Regions from separate parts of the Homo sapiens genome. Here region 2 is linked to region 1. A link is a loop called in an ENCODE intact Hi-C map of the cell type or tissue named here. Cell type or tissue: IMR-90. All regions are shown on one strand. Links, peaks and the distances in the headings refer to the core of each region. The heading gives the core; the rest is flanking DNA.

Region 1 (8,727 bases), core at 202-8,201:
GCTTAGCATCAAATAGGCTCAGTACCTGGAGATCATGCTCAATTGCATTTATAATTTTGTATCATTTGATTCAAGAGGCTGTTGGCATTTTCTGGAACTTAAATTTTTTCATCAATATTTCTTTTTTTCCTGAGAGTGTGTGTTGTTTCTTTGAGGAGGAAAAAAAATGCCTGTGAATCAGAGTGTGGAGATTCAATCTGTAGCTTACTGATTTTTAAGGGTGATTCTGGGAATCTCCTTATCTTCCTATTGTTTCTTACCTGTGTAACTAACTCATGGCTGTTACGAGGACTTGTGCTTGTGTAGTATTTTCTAGATTTCAGGGCTTTGGAACGGAGGCATGATATTAATAGTGACATAAATATTTGTATAGAGATGGTAAGTTGACCTATCAAAAAAAAGCTACAAAGTCTGAAGTAGTTTTGGCTGGAAAAAACATTCATGAGAGATGCCCAGGGGTTGAGGATTACCCATTTCTGAGAATAGTTACACATTATGGCCCAACTCCCTTGAGAAGAAGACAAGATGGAAGTGATCCAGGGACAGATTGCATCCAACTAAGTTGTCTGAGTCCCAAGTTATGTTTGAGAGAGGTCATTTTGAATCTATATATTTATAATAGGCTTGATTCCTATCAGTCTAGGAGCAATAGATGCATCTGAAGAACAGAGAATGTTCTGTGTTGATTCCCAAATCTATCAAGTTCTATGCTCTTACTACATTTATGATAGAAATATATTTCAGCTTGATGTTTTTAAAGCTATGAATAATAATGGCATGATTATGTGATAAGGGATACTCTTTGAATCCCTTGAGGTATGTTTGTTTGAACAAAGTTCATTCACATTCAGTATCATGACGCTGAAATAATGACAGAATAAAGAACATTCACCTAGCTGTGCATTTAGATTTAATGGCAGTTTTAGTGTAGCTACATTTTCCAGGAGGCATTTCTCATCTTTTGTTCAATTTCTTAATGAGCTGTGAAACATTTGAGCTTTTGTCTCCTTTTGGGGTAAAAAAAGGCAGTGGAAAGATGAGCTAGAAAAAAAGGAAATGTCTGAATAATATGGATCAACAAGATGCTGGTTTACAATCTTTTACTCCAATAAAACTATTAACTACTTTATAAAAATTATTCTTTTATTTTTACTAAAAAAAAAATCTGAAGGTTTCTGTCAATAGTGGCCAACAACTTAGATATATAGTTTTAGAAGATGATCTTAAAAAGAAGCAAATTTGGCTGGGCGAGGTGGCTCACACCTGTAATCCCAGCACTTCGGGAGGCCGAGGCAGGCAGATCAGGAGTTTGAGACCAGCCTGGCCAATGTGGTGAAACCCATCTCTATTAAAAATACAAAAATTATTCGGGCATGGTGGTGTGCACCTGTAAATCCCAGCTACTCAGGAGGCCGAGGCAGAAGAATTGCTTGAACCCAGGAGCCGGAGGTTGCAGTGAGTTGAGATTGTGCCACTACATTCCAGCCTAGGCACCAGAGGGAGACTCTGTCTCAAAAAAAACAAAAACAAAAACAAAAAAACAAGTGAACTTGAGGAAAACAAATCATTAAAAACGTTAAAGGGACTGGGGTAAGTTTGTTTGGTGAAGACCAGCTTGAAAGAGCTGCTATTAGAAGAGAAAAATGTTTTGGAGTATTGAAGAAGGAGGATTTAGGAGGAGGGAGTAGGAGTATGTGCAGTATGATTGATAAAGGGTTCAAGAATAACTAAAAGACCTTAACTTATCCTGAGAGGGAGGGGTTCCTTAAAAGGGTGAAGTGTAATTATTGAAGTAATGACTGATTTTTTTTCCCCTTATTGAATATGTTCCAACACAGTCTTGATTTCCCAACTGTCCGCTAATAAACTGTGATCCAGCTGTAGGCCATGAAATGGTCAAGGTGGTACTTCTTAATTTCAAGACAATGGTAATCAGAAACAGAACCTTAGGGGTTAGACAGCCCTGCTTCTTCCATTTACCTTAGACAATTTACTTAAGCTCTCTGAAACAGTTTCTTCATCTGTAGCATCAATTTAATAATACCCGTCTCACAGTGTGTGTTAAAGGAAAGTTCTCAAGATTAAGTGACAAAAGGTGTGTAAGTTGCCTAATATATAATAAGTACTCAAATTATTGTAATTCCTACTGTGTTTATTACTGTTGTTTCTAAGCATCTAAGTAAAATCATTGTTCTGTAGAATATCTTAGTGGTATGTGGTGAGATGAAATATTGAAGGTATTAAATAAATGTTAAATAATGATTAAAAGTGCAGTGTATGAACAAAAGGTCCATAGGAAAAGGGTGACTCAAAGGCAAACCTTTCAAGAATGCTGACCGGACACAAGCACATTTTTGGCTGCAGCAAGCAGAGCAAATATGCCCCAAGATCAGAGCCCATCACTGGGTTCTTGGAGCCAAAGTTCTGGAAACCAACCACCTCCAGCCCAGGTCAGCTAAATCATCCCAGATTTGTGAGGTGCCAGCAGTGAGGGCAGGTGCTCTCCAAGTCAGGAAATGTGAGTCAGAAAAACGATGTGATCCTGGCAGGGAACACACTCATTCTGATGATCACTGGTAGTGTTTATTTTGAACAAGAATAATCCTGGTACCTTTTCATACATGATAATACACAACCTGATGCTATGAGAAAATAGTTCTGGACAGGTAGGCAGGAGCCCCATCTAGCTTAATTTTGCTCCTGATGCGCTAGAAAAGTATGGCAAGATAAACACACTCATAAACTCTTGGAGCCTCAGTTCCTTCTACTAAGAAAAAGGATTGAACCAGAGGACGTTGAGGTTTCTTCGGCTTATTATTTTTCTCTGTGACAGCACATTTGTGATTCATGCATTTTTATTAGAGATTTATACCTTATTAATGATTTTAAAAAGCATAATTCATTTTTCTCCTTTTTCATTGGTTGACCCAGATGAGCATCAAAGGTATGAATAGGAGATTCACCATACAGGTTTCCAAATTAAGTGAATATTGGCTAGTGAGTAAATAGAGTTCAAAAAATGAGTATGTGGGATTCAAATTTATAATTTCATTCACATTTATATAGGGAATATTTTCCAAAAAGTAGACATATATGGTTAGTGAATATGGTCAGGCTGAGTGAAAATATCTACATATGGCTAGCTTGGAAAAGCTGAGGAAAACTACAAATTTTAAAAACCAGAGGTGACAATGATATATTAATTTGTCCCAGGTTGTTTACTGAGGATATAAGATCTTTTCTCTTTAATAGAGAAAAGTTTTTTATTTTTATTTTCATTAAAAACTGAGTAAATATTTCAGGTGAAAATTCGAGCGTACTGTCAGATGACTTGATCTCAAACAAAATATAGGATGAAAAGCAGGCATTGATATTGTTTAGGGGGGTGTCCCAAGGTTGATCTTAGCTGCATTTTCCCTCCCCCACAGATGGAATTGCTAAACAATATCAAGGAATACTTTACATTTCTGCAATGCCTTTCGCTAGCTTTGGAGAATGTCTCAAAGGGAAATATGTTCAGTACTTTATATTTCGTTTATTTCTTCTTGTAAGAATCACAGGTTTCTGAGAACTTGTGAGAGTTGCCTTCCATATATTCCTCAGCATTGCATGTAATACTTGACGTTTCTCTTATTTTCAAATGGGGGATATGATGCTTACATGCACACTATTTTGGGTCATTAAAGTAGCATAATGGTAACCAAAGCTCCTTCTAGATTAGTATGAAGCATTGAGGCAGAAAAAGATATTGTTTTTTACATATCTCATAGATAATTCACTCTATCTTAAGAAATAGAACACAATGATTGGGCTAATCTCTTGTTTAGATTTTCTTTGGTCATGTATTATCTAGAATTAAGAGAATAAAGACCTATGCTCACCACCCCCTTATCTCCCCAACAACCCCAGACTGTGGAATGTTGGGATTCATACTGTGAATGCTCTGAAAATCAATTATTGTCAGATTTTGTTTTCAGGGCTGCCAGACAATATTTTGGCTCAACTTCAGTCCATTTGGAACACAGCTGTTAAGTTGTTGACAAAAACTAAGGAAATATGAACATGTTCCACCCTTTCAAAAAAATTGCATTTGTTGGCAACGAACTCAGATGGATTTGAAATTTTCTTATTGGAGAGCAAGTCAGTATCACTCTCTGGCATCCTCTTGGGCTGATCTGGTCATTCTTGTGTTCCAACACATATGGCACCCTTCACTCACCACTTGGGATTTCAGAGTTTACTTTTGATCATGAACTTGGGCTTTAAGTTACTGTGTTAATAACTGTCCAAAACTTTAAGTTTCCCTGGGATTTAGTCTCTCGTTGATTTCTCCACATCTCCAAGTTCATTTTTTAAAAAGGCTTTAATGGTGAGTCAGCACAGATTTATTTCTAAAGAATTAGTGGTTATATTATACTGCATTTTTTTCTTTGCAAGTAATAGAAAAATACTATTCAATTAAATAATAAATAGTATGCTGCCCTTTATCTAAGAAAATTGGGAATTATATATATGTATGTAAGTATATATATATATTTGTTCACATTAAGAATGAAACCAATAGAAAGATAAAGCACAGAAATATTAAAACTTGATCTATCGTGGGAAGGAGAGAACAGGGTAGAGGGAACAGTAATAGAAACTAGACTTCTTTGAGTATATATTGTTTCTTGATTTGTCTTTGGAATTATGTAGGTTTTCACCTAATAACAAAACAGAATAAAATACATACAAAAAGAATTTCTAAAAATGTTTTAAAAGGAAAGAAAATAAACTTAACGATGTACCCAATAGAACTTTATGTGATGGTGAAAATGTTCTGTATCTCCACCATTTAATAGTAGCCTCTAGCTACATATGGCTAGTGGACACTTACAATGCAGCTGGTATGCTGAGAAACTTAATTTTAAGTTATAGTTAAGTCATTTAAATTATATTTTTACTAGCCATATGTGGCTAATGGCTACCATACTAGACAGCACAGAAACAGAATAGTCACATAGGAAGGAACTACTCCAGGTGATTTTAAAATTCAGGAATTTGATTGTATATCCCTCGGACAAAAATAACAAAATGACAAAAAGAACTTAAAAATAATATTAAATGATTTTAAGTTATAATACTTTTGAAAGTAATATTGTTACTCTGAGTCTGTTAGGTCTATACTGTGAGATATTTAATAAATCAAATGAGTAATTATGTCCATGTCCTTGAGAACTCAGATTTTTGGCATGATTGGAAGAAGATACAGATTGAAGGTTGATAAGGCTAATTTTTTTTTGTTTTTTGTAGACTGTGTTGCCCAGGTTTGTCTCAAACCCCTGGACTCAAGCAACCTTCCCACTTCAGCCTCCCAAAGTTCTGAAATTACAGGCCTGAGCCACTCTACCTGGCCAAAAATTTTTGAGGCTTCTGTATGAATTTGTTATATAGGTATCCTTAAGAAAATAATTTCCAATTCTGTTCAATGAATAGCCCTAGAAACAATGACTAACCCATTAGCAAGTACAACCCTAATGCTCAGATTATGGTCTCTAAATGCCTTTTGTCAGTAAAAGGAACCAGGACTCATTGGAGAAATGGATAATTCAGCATCTGGGGCAGATAATTTATAAGATAAATCTGAAACATCTTGCCATAATTTAAAATAGGGATGCTTTCAAAGACTAGTAGGATTGTGCCAAAAAGAATAAGACACAATTTGGAAAAACTTCTACTGAACAAAGATGGAAAAAATGTGTGTGCCATATGAATAACAAGGACAATTGATTGAAAAACTTCAAATACTTTATATCATAGGTTTATACTGATCCTTTAAAAGTTTAGATATCTTTTAAGGATGCTAGAGAACAAATTCATTATGATAAGCTAAATCATCAAGCAATTATTCTGTCTTTCCTGTATGAACTGTACCGCAGGGTGACCAAAGATAATTTCTCTTTGTAACACTGTTCTATCTAATAAATAAAGAAGTAATAATGAAATAAGAATATTACTATCTTCTAGCTCTTGAGATATTATTAATAGATCTGGGCAATGATCATTAATGAATAATGAATAATATTAATGAATAAATACATCTCAAAATGTGACAGAAGTACCCTATGATGAATATGCACTGCTTCTTTGTTTCCTTTTATTTTGTTTTGTTTGCTGTAATAACCCCCAATGAAAATTTTATATATTTATATATATATAAAATACACACACATTTTTTCATATATTTTTATTTCATGAGACAACTTATATACATACACGTATACATATATACATATTTTATGTATACAAAATATGTATATATGTATACGTGTATGTATATAAGTATGTAATATACTTATATACATATGTAATAAGTATGTATTATACTTATATATGTATAAGTATGTATGTATTATACTTATATATGTATAAGTATGTATGTATTATACTTATATGTATAAGTATGTATGTATTATACTTATATATGTATAAGTATGTATGTATTATACTTATATATGTATAAGTATGTATGTATTATACTTATATATGTATAAGTATGTATGTATTATACTTATATATTTATAAGTATGTATGTATTATACTTATATATTTATAAGTATGTATGTATAAGTATGTAATATACATACTTATACATACATATGTAAATGTATATACATATGTAAAATATGTAATAATATACATATTTTATGTATACAAAATATGTATATATGTATACATGTATGTATGTAAGTTGTCTCATAAAATAAAAATATACGAACAAGAAAACAAAATCAAACCTACATCTAATGAAGCCTTTAGATTTAACTACCAATTTACAGAAACTAGAAGGAACAGAAGACCTGATAAAGGATTCCATAGGTGGATAATTAATGAAATCTGACTGTGGCATTCCATAGGAAGGATCAGCAACTATGACCTGTGGGCCAGATTCGGTTCCTCACCTATTTTTGTTAATGCTGTTTTATTGCAATACAGCCTTGCTCATTTGTTTACATATTGTTTATGCTGTTTTATGATTGAACAGCAAAGTTCAATAGTTGAAACAGAGCTCATATGACTCTCAAAACATAATATATTTACTATCTGGCCCTGTATAGAAAAAGTTTGCTAACCTCTACTTAACATGACAAAATTACCTGATTTTATCAATAATAATAACAACAAAATACTTCAAGAAAAAAAGCTGGAGAAATATGTACAGAATGATGATGGGGAAACCTATAGACCTAGTGCCACTTAAAGAGTCTTGCCAACCAATCACAATATATGGACATTATTTGGATCTTGATTTAAACAAATATATTTTAAAGCAACTTTTAAGAAAATCAGAAAAATCTAAATATTGCTTGGGCATTGAAGACTTTAAGAAATTATAAGTGTTTTTTAAAGCTATGATATTAAAGTTACATTTTTAAGAGCTCTTATCTCTTAGGTGTTTATTCTGAAATGTTTACAGAAGAAATGATATGATTGATGTTCAGGATTTGCTTTAAAATAGTCCAGGGTATGGGGAGTGGGTAGAAATAGAGACGAAACAAGAATGACCATATATTGGTATTTTTGAAAGTAGTAACAGATAAATTGGATTAATTATACTGTTTATCTACTTTCACATATGTTTGAATATTTCCATAGTAAGAAAAGAATTTAAATGTCTTTTTGCATGGAACTTACGTTTTAATAGAAGAGAATGAAGTAATAAAGTAACTAAATGTAGAATTTACAGAGTTTGAGGAAAAAAGGATACCAGGTGTTGACAGGAGATGTTGAAACTTTTGAGTGACATGGACTGTGTGGTATCTAAGCCATACACAGTACCTCTAGGTCTGGAGATGAAGCCGGCTTCCTGAAGAGCACATGGGAAAACTGAGCAGCCTGCACTCAAGAGCCTGACTTCCTGGGTCAAAATCCTAACTCTGCCACTTATTAGTTGTATTACTCAGGTTAGTTACTTAGCCTGTCTATGCTTCAGTTTCCTCATGGTGTATAAGCGTTTGATAAATACTAAAAAAAAAATATATATATATATATGTCAATATGGGGATTGATGCTGAAAGTCTTTTAAAAATTAACAGCTTTCTTATCAGTACAGTGAGTTTTCAATATTCTAAAACAGTGGTTCTTAAATTTTAATGCACATCAGAATCACTTAGCAGACTTGTTACAATACATGTTTCTGGGCCCTACCTGACTCTTCAACCTAGATTTCTTAATTCAGTAGGTCTAGTGTAGAGCCTGACTTTGTCTACAAAACATTCCCATGTGATGATGATAATGCTGGTGTGGGGACCTGTAACTGTTTCATAAATAATTCCCTTATTCTGTTGCTGTCCATTTCAAAGGAAAAATAAATGCACTTGACTGTTTTTTGTTTTTTAAAGAAATCATTTGCTAATCCAATATTCATACCACAGAGGAAATGACTTTCTTAGGTTTGTCCCAAATTGAGAGAGTTTGCGTTTTCTCTTCTTGCCTTTTATGACTGAATGGAAAGAAAACTGTGCTTATGAGGTAAAAACGACATACCAGCTGCAGATTATTTTTCCCATTCTTTTTTTAATTAAAAGAATTCAACATAGCCAGACAATTTCTCACCTACTCATCTCCATCTAAAACAAGACACCATCTGTTATGTATCCACTTAATCAGAACCATGACAAATTGGAGCACACTCAGGTCTCTGATACCATATACCACTCCCCAGGAGTTTTTGACTAGACCTTTGAA
Region 2 (8,727 bases), core at 361-8,360, 66 kb after region 1:
AGTTTTGGAGTTGAAGCCTCACCTTGACTCTAATTCTGGGCAAGTTATTTAACCTTTCTGGGCATGGTGGCACACCATGAGGATAATGTATAAATAAAATGTGGATAACAATTCATAATTAATCATGAGGTCATTAAGAAATGATAACAATAGCTATTTATCCAGAGATATGTGAGAGGGTGCTGTGCTAAGTGCTTTACATATATTATTTCTAATTCTTAGAATTACATTACATAGAGTATTGTATTCTCATTTTATAGAGGAGGAAATTGAGGTTTAATGTGATTCAGTAATTTACTGAGCTCACCACAGTAAGCAAGATGCAGAACTAGAATCCAATTCCAAGGTTTGGCTAACTCTTAAACTCTAGCATATTTCACTTTGTTCTGCTGGACGCCACTAATGGGAAGGTTTTTCTCCAAAAAAACAAAGAGACACATTTCTCTGTGGCATTTCCTGTTTTCCTTTTTCAAACATCTTTTTAGTTGCAGAAGAGTTGCCAGAATCAAAGACATAATTCATGTGTTGAACTGCTGCAGGCTGGGAAGAAAAATGCATTTTTAATCGTTTAACTCGTTCACTGCGGGTATTTAAGTGCTTCAGGTGAGGTAGAAATAGACATATTTTAATGAGAAGTTGCATTGACTGGACGTTGGTGGGGATGAAGGACATGTGAGACAGGAATGGCAAGATTCTAAGGATCCTAGCCTGCAACATACTAGGTGCTTTTGAAAATGGTAAGAAGGTGAATTTAATTCTTTGGGATCCTGGGGAAAGCGAGTCTCCACAATGGGCTGGAGATTTCCTCAGGGTAGTGTTTCCTGATCTCTTTAAAGTTGGTCCCCTAAGTATTCTTTAAGCCAGCGAACTGTTTGATTCCTCAATCACATTTTTTATATTTGTATTTATTATATTTGTCTGTTTTCCTTATTTTTTCCCTGGAATGTAGTCTTTAAAGACCAGGCAAATGAAATAGTGATTGACACATAGTAAGTGCCCAATAAATACTTGTTGAATAAATATGACAAAAGTCCAAAGAAGATCCCCTACCTATGTGTGGAGATTGAGTTCAGGAACTGCCATACTAAAATCTACATACCTGTTCAGGGATAGCCAGGCAAGATAATAACATGTATAAATGCATTTTCATTAATATTTCCTCTGTACAGTTTTAATTCTAGAAACAGGCTTAGAAATAAGATATGGTATCTCTTACCCACAAATACATGCAGGGAGGAAAGCAGGATTAGATGGGATTGAAGAAATGGGGCTGTGGAAGTTGATGCTCTGACACAGATGGCCAGACAGTCTAAGAGGCAGTGCAAAGATGTGGACAATTTCAGCAAATGTTTTTTTTTTTCCAGTAGGTGCAATTTCATAGGTCTGAAGGAGGTGTAGGATGCATGACACCCAAAGTAAGATACACAGTGGTGTCATCGTGGTGGCTCAACCCAGCAAAGAGCCAAGAGTGTTCCAGTGTTCAAAGGAGAAGACAGGTAAGAAATAGACAACATCAGTTTGCCTTTGAGTTCCTATGGGTCAATAGCACCCTTAGATGGCATATCATACACTAGACTTAACTTTGTAGCCTTTAAATCATGTTATAGAATTTGAGGGACTAGAAAAATATTCGCAAGAATTCACTGAATGATATAAGGCTTATACAAGCATATGTACCTTTTGAGGCAAAACATCCCTCTATATTTTTATCTACAACTATATATGCAGAGAAAAAAAACAGATTGGGAGGAAATATATGAAAATGTTATTAGTGATTATCTCCAGGTGGTTAAATCTCAGGTGGTATATGGTTTCATCTGCATGTTTTCCAAGTCTTCTCTTGTTAACGTGAATTACTTACAGAATAGAAAAAGCAAATATTAGAAAAAAAAAACAGAGGAAGACTCTACTAGGCAAGATAAATCAAAATACATCAGACCGTGCTGGTAATTCTTCTTATGTCTTTTTTTCTTGTCCACTGGATGAACTTTTTTGCTCTCTCTCTGAACTACAGACTGTAGTACATCCTGGGTTGGTTCTTGGCATCTTCCAATAAACCCCTGCTCAGTCAAGATCCTGCTTTGACAAGGTCTAACCTCTTGCTGTTCACAACATGTGACATTTAGTTGTGATGGACATAGAGACCTGGACTTCATTAGAAGAATTTCAGGCAGGAAAATTGAGGCAAATATCACATTTGGAGATATCCTGATATGTTACCAGATATCTCTGATACACCAGTTATCAGAGATCTTAAAGTAGAAATCTTTTACCTAACATCCTTAATGACAACTCCACAGACTTCTACATGTGTGATAAAGAAGATGCTGAGATATGGTAAAAATGTGAGAAACAAAATACTGAATGTATTGGTTTATTTCTAAGATTATAATGGCTGCTTTAGAATTATGGATGAGATTAGAGCTGAAGTTTTTTGTGGAGCTGGAAAAGACAAAGACAGAGTAACCCATATCTAATTCTTCCCATTGTCGGCCTCTGGTTGTCCTTCACTCTTATTTTCCCAATTATATCTACCCTTTCTACCTCACAAGAAAGCCTATTTGTCACATTTTCCCTTCAATCATAATATACAAGTTCTTTATTTTATTCTTTGCCAGGTAACTGATTAGGCTCTTTTTTTTACATGAATCCAAGTTGAGGTGTTGATAGCTGATAACGACTAGATGTGTGAGATGTGTTAAAATGTGTGCTGATAACATTGACATTTGTTCAGTGACCTTCAGAATCTTAAGTCTAGTGGGAATTTAAGACACCATGAGGTGCTGTAAGATAAAAAGTGTAAGAGCAAAAGGGTCTTTCATAACCCCAGATAATATAGACAGCTGTCTAATTGAGCTTAACATTTGGCCAATTCTTATTTTCAGAGCAAATTGTCTGGAATCAATCATGTTTACCTCTGATTTCTGTGCAATACCTAATATTTAAAACTTAAATTTAAAAAATTGTAACTACTTATTTCAGAAAACTTTTGATGTTGGATTTCAAAGATAGTCTGATCTTTTTTTATATAGTTCCATTAAGATGATTGTTATGTACTCTCTCCATCAAAAGAATTGAACATCAATGGTAGCCGTAACATGGTATATTTGTATATTCAATTCTGTATCCTTTTGCAAGTTAGTCAAGGATAGAGAAGTTAAGTTGCTTGAAAAAAAATACTATAAAACTCTGTGACAAAAACACTGATTATTTCTAAAAGGTCAATTGAAATGGACTGATTATGCTTTGTCATTAAGTGGCCCTTAACCTATACTGTGCTGCTCTTAATTTCCTTGGTGTGGCCTTGTGTTTGTGAAATTCACATTTAGAGTTCTGATTAGATTTTTTTTTTTGCATTAAGAAGAGAGAAAGACAACCACTTTTTCCTTCCAATCATTTGTGCATTTTTTTCTTTTTTTCCTGCTTTGCCTTTAGTTGAACTGTTTGCCTATATCATTTTATTTTAATGCATATATCAACTTTTGCTTTATTGTCCTCTTAAGACACATGGCAAGTAGGAGATTTTTTTTATTTGGCTATCTGATTGTAATTCAGAGGTGTGTGTGTGTGTGTGTGTGTGTGTGTGTGTGTGTGTGTGTTTGAAGTTTAAGAAAGTTTAAAAACAACTTCCACCATGAGATCAGTTGTAAGACATTGTGGAAAATCACTTAATTTCTGTATCTGCCTTCTCATCTAAAAATTAAGAATAACAGTGTGTTTTTGTATTTTGAAAAGTGATTGTAAAGTTCACAATGAAATAGTTAAAAGAGGTTTTAAAAGTATAAAGTACTGCTTAAATATAAGAAAAATGCTACTTATATTGCTTTGATTTTTTTGTATTTCTGCTTTATAAATTGCATATTTTAAAGATAAGTATGTTACTCAAATTTCCTGTTTTTCTTTATTTTTATTGAGATAATATCTAAAGATAAAATATCTACATAAAAATATCATAATGATATACATAGACATACAAATATTTTTCCTTTTTTTTAATTTAGTGTAAGATTTCCATTTTGATTCTCAGTGAGTAATAATCTTAAATTTGGCAATTTGATTAACATACATACACTTTGTATTTATAAAATTATGGTGAAGAACTTAAGGTTTGCTCATTAACGTGAAATAATACAAGCTATGATTAGACAGTGACAATTCTGTTTTGCCATATGGTTAGGAGACAACAGAACTTAAACTTTGAGGAGCTAAATAAGTAAAACAGATTGTTCTGCCATTGGACAAAAGTCTCTACAAAAATTTGACAATTGTGCAAACTGAAAAAAATATTCATCATGATTTTACAGTCAACAATTTTAAGATTTTTTTTCTTGTGATGCTATGCTTCAATTCGTATATTATGCTGATCAGGTTAGCATCAATCTTTTTAAGTAAGACATTCTGTGCTGGATAATCCCTGTACAGTTTTTGAGGCCATTTAAAATGAGTAAATAAGTAAAGAATTTGTGGTCTATGGGATTGTAGAAACAATTTTGAGCAATTTTGTGCTACAAATATTAGAAGAATATATATTGGTAAATACTATATTAATGGAAAAAAGAACTCACATTTTGCAAGAGACTTAAAATAATTAAACGAGCTCTTTGACTAATGCTAACCCCTGTAATAAATCTGTCATTTTTTTCCCGGAACCTTGCAGTTGCATGGAATTTCTACAGTCTCTGCAAATGCGACCTTATTTGGGCAGATATTTTTAAATGTTTGCCAGAAAGTAAACAGGAAGCAAATCTGAAAGTAATTTGGAAAAGTCAGGAAGATACTCTCCTTCCAAGAATCTAACTCAGTTACCACTGCTCTCCTTGCTTCTATTTAATACTCAGATAGCTTTTTGTTTAAAGAACCAGGTGACAACTGTAAGTTAAGTGGATTTCAGCACCTTCCGGACACCTCAAAATAAATCACCCAGATTCTTCTCTCCCTCCTGCAGCACCACCCCCCCCCCATTTAATGAAGAGTTGTATATGCTGCAAGAGACTATTTGATCATTGAAGAGAGACAAAATGTTCTGCTTTTCAGCACATTTTAATCCACAGCTGGTGCACAGATTGGCAGAGAGTATATGTTAGTTTTAGCTGTGAATTTTTTCAAGTTGAGGTTGCCTATATTTAGATCGCTGGAGTTTTAGGATTGCTGAAAGTAAATGTTTGAATGAGAAAAATATTGACTGGAGGAAAATACTGTTTAATAGAGGTGTTGATTTTGACCAGCCTAAAATATGCTCATGTTGGATGAACATTTGTAATAGGAGAAATAAAATTGTGGGTATTACTGGGAAGGCACATTTATTCAATTACCATGCACTAAAGATAAACTAAGGTGTTTAATTTGGTGTCTAAAGGGTACTTGACTCCTTTGGAGAAAAAAAATGCTTTTGTAGGTTCATTTCAGAAAGCAAAGTATTGAACTTTAGAGATAGAGAAGCCAACACACAACCTAATTCACACTTTTAAAGTTAATTTTTCAAATCATCAAAATCCTAAAGTAATTACTATTGATTCTTGGACTACCTTGCAAAACAGGCAGTTCATCCACAGGAGATAATGCAATGTTGATATGTTATTTCTTCCTGAACTGACTGAATTCATTCAACAAATATTTATTAAGCACCTGTGAAGTGCCAGGCAATGTGCCAAGCACCGAGGATGTTTTAATTTAACTTTGATTGTTACTGCTCTGTGAGATGTAAATAAACACAATAGATTGTTTTAAACCCTGATTCTATTCTATTATATGCTTTTTAAAATAACATGGGTGAATTTATTTCTTAAGATTTGAGTGCTTTTTTAGCCAGAATGTTATTTCATTAGTTTTAATGGTAGATTTACCTAGTAGCTCAAATAATTCAGAATGTGTAGGTTTTACTCAAACCTTACCTTTGTTCAGTATGAGATGCATAGAATATGGACTCAAAGTAACAGAAACTATAGCATTATATGACTTTTTCTTTCCAAATCTCTCTCACACATAAAGTAAGCTGAAGAAAGTTAGTTCTAGTATAAAAAAGGATAACTGTTTTAAATAAGAATTATTGTTTCAAAATGAGTGTAGAGGAATGAATTGGGTTGTTGGGTGTTGGAGACCTCTACTTTAATTTAAACAAGATAAATCATTTTTAGTTCATTTATTTGTATTTTATCACCAGGTCAGGAATTATACTCTAAGTTAAACTGCATAGAGAGGGGGAAATTGGAAGTATATATTCAAAATATTTACCATGTACATTATCTGTGAATTAAAAAAACACCTCAACTATGACTTTGTCTTAGGGAAGTGATTGAAGATATAACACTATATGTACAAGGAGAGTCATAATTATGTCATTTGTAATACTGAAAAATGGATATAAACTAAATATATATTATAAAATATTTCTTAAATAAATTACAGTACAACATAGAGGCCGGGTGTGGTGGCTCATACCTGTAATCCCAGCACTTTGGAAGGCTGAGGCAGGTGGATCATGAGGTCAAGAGAGCAAGACCATCCTGGCCAACATGGTGAGACCTCATCTCTACTAAAAATATAAAAATTAGCTGGGCATGGTGATGCGCCCCTGTAGTCCCAGCTACTTGGGAGGCTGAGGCAGGAGAATTGCTTGAACTCAGGAGGCAGAGGTTGCAGTGAGCCAAGATTGCACCACTGCACTCCAGCCTGGAGACAGAGCGAGACTCCATCTCAAAAAGAAATAAATAAAATAAAATAAATTATAGTACAACATAGACTGAACATGATGGCATGCTAAGTGACCATAAAAATGGTTTTCTTAATAATGTATCATGGCTGGGCACGGTGGCTCACACCTGTAATCCCAGCACTTTGGGAGGCTGAGGCGGGCAGATCACGAGGTTAGGAGATCGAGACCATCCTGGCTAACACGGTGAAACCCTGTCTCTACTAAAAATACAAAAAATGAGCCGTGCATGGTGGCAGGCAACTGTAGTCCCAGCTACTCAGGAGGCTGAGGCAGGAGAATGGCATGAACCGGGGAGGCGGAGGTTACAGTGAGCGGAGATTGTGCCACTGCACTCCAGCCTGGGTGACAGAGCAAGACTCCGTCTCAAAAAAGAAAAAATAAATAAATACAAATAAATAATGTATCATGAATATGCTTCTATTGAGTTCCACTGAAACTGCTTTTATTAAGATCACCAGAAAGCTTCACAGAGCAAACTGGAGGGGCCTTCCTTTGCTGCACTCATCTCACTTGACTTTTCTGTAGGAATCTTGTATCTAGCTGACCACACTGTCCCCTTTGAAACACCTTGTTGAACTTGTGACAACACACTTTCTTAGTTCTTTCTCCTCTGCGCTAAATGCTCCAGGGATCTCCATTTTTCATCCACACTTTTTACCTAAGTAACTGCATACATCTAATAATGCTACATACTAGTTATAGATCAGCGCTTCACACGTATGTATTCACAAACTTGACTTTTGCCTAATACTTCACAAATATATTCAACAACCAGTAGATAGCTCTATGTAGATATCTGAAAGAAATTTAAAACACAACTCTGCTAAACTAAAACCTTGATTTTTTTTACCTCTCCAACTCTATTGTCTCCAATTTCTAAAAGTTAGTATATTCCATTATTATTCACTAATTTTTTCAAGTAAAAAACTAAAAATTATCTTTGACTTTTTTCTTTCTATCCAATCCCTCATCACACCCATTCCATCAGCAGGCTTGCTTACCTAATACTATATAATATCACAAACAGAGAATAGACAGTCTAGCCGGGCGCGGTGGCTCACGCCTGTAATCTCAACGCTTTGGGAGGCCAAGGCGGGCGGATTGCCTGAGGTCAGGAGTTTGAGACCCACATGGCCAACATGGCGAAACCCTGTCTCTAGTAAAAATACAAAAATTAGCCTGGTGTGGTGGTGCACACCTGTAATCCCAGCTTCTCTGGAGGCTGAGGCAGGAGAATCACTTGAACCTGGGAGGTGGAGGTTGCAGTGGGACAAGGTTGTGCCACTGCACTCCAGCTTAGGCAACAGAGTGAAACTGTGTCTCAAAAAAAAAAAAAAAAGTCTGCACATCCATCCATCCATCCATCCATCCATCCATCCATCCATCCATCCATCCATTCAGCCAGCCAGCCAGCATGTGTTTTCAGGACCTTGATAAAATCTACACTATCTCTATTCTCTTTTCTAGTCCTTCTTAACTGATTCTTTTAAATGCAATAAAATTAAAAATGCCAAGAGACAAATATCAGTAGGTTTTTTTTTTTTTTTTACCATCATCTTATTCTCTTCACACTGCACTAATGAATGTATTTGTATCTTGCTTATAATACAGTGGTTTTCGGTTCTTTGCTAGTGAGTTGTCTTTTCCCAAAATATTCCAGTATTCTGAATTTTTCAAGATAAAATGTGAAAAATAAAGCCATCTAATTCTTATTGAAGACACCTTGGTTGGGGGAGACATTTTCCTTTCATTTTCTAATAGATGCATTTAGAAAATAAGCATATTTTTTAGATACAGGTGTTTTCATAAGAATTTTGTGAACTAATTACATCCTGGTCCTCTCTCTCTTTCTCTCTCTCTCTCTCTCTCTCTCTCTCTCTATATATATATATATATATATATATATATATATATATATGGTTGTTGGGGGACACTTTAGACATAAAGGGTGATAAATGGAGAGCACTATGGCTTACGTCCCCACTTTTCTCAAAGGTCTGTATTTAATACCCTAA

The links. Hi-C counts contacts between places; a loop is a spot of excess contacts. Peaks named below come from ENCODE experiments on the same cell type or tissue, not always from the same donor. Only the 100,000 strongest peaks of a DNase experiment are listed, where the experiment ranks them.
Region 2: a loop joins it to region 1, with 5 times the contacts of the local background. A loop is called at or near these places in 1 of 110 quality-filtered maps.

Annotation. Positions count from the first base shown.
Region 1 is chr2:147,002,429-147,011,155 of GRCh38, reverse strand. No RefSeq gene overlaps it. Among named protein-coding and RNA genes, the nearest start is that of LINC01911, 170 kb to the right of the region's middle. In IMR-90, for the core only: no CTCF peak of the experiment used is centred there; no DNase peak of the experiment used is centred there; H3K27ac peaks cover 524 bases.
Region 2 is chr2:146,936,469-146,945,195 of GRCh38, reverse strand. LOC107985824 (a long non-coding RNA gene) reads left to right here. Exons shown (of 3, transcript XR_001739217.2): 2 at 1,365-1,496. Among named protein-coding and RNA genes, the nearest start is that of LINC01911, 100 kb to the right of the region's middle. RefSeq lists an enhancer at 1-30. In IMR-90, for the core only: no CTCF peak of the experiment used is centred there; no DNase peak of the experiment used is centred there; H3K27ac peaks cover 576 bases.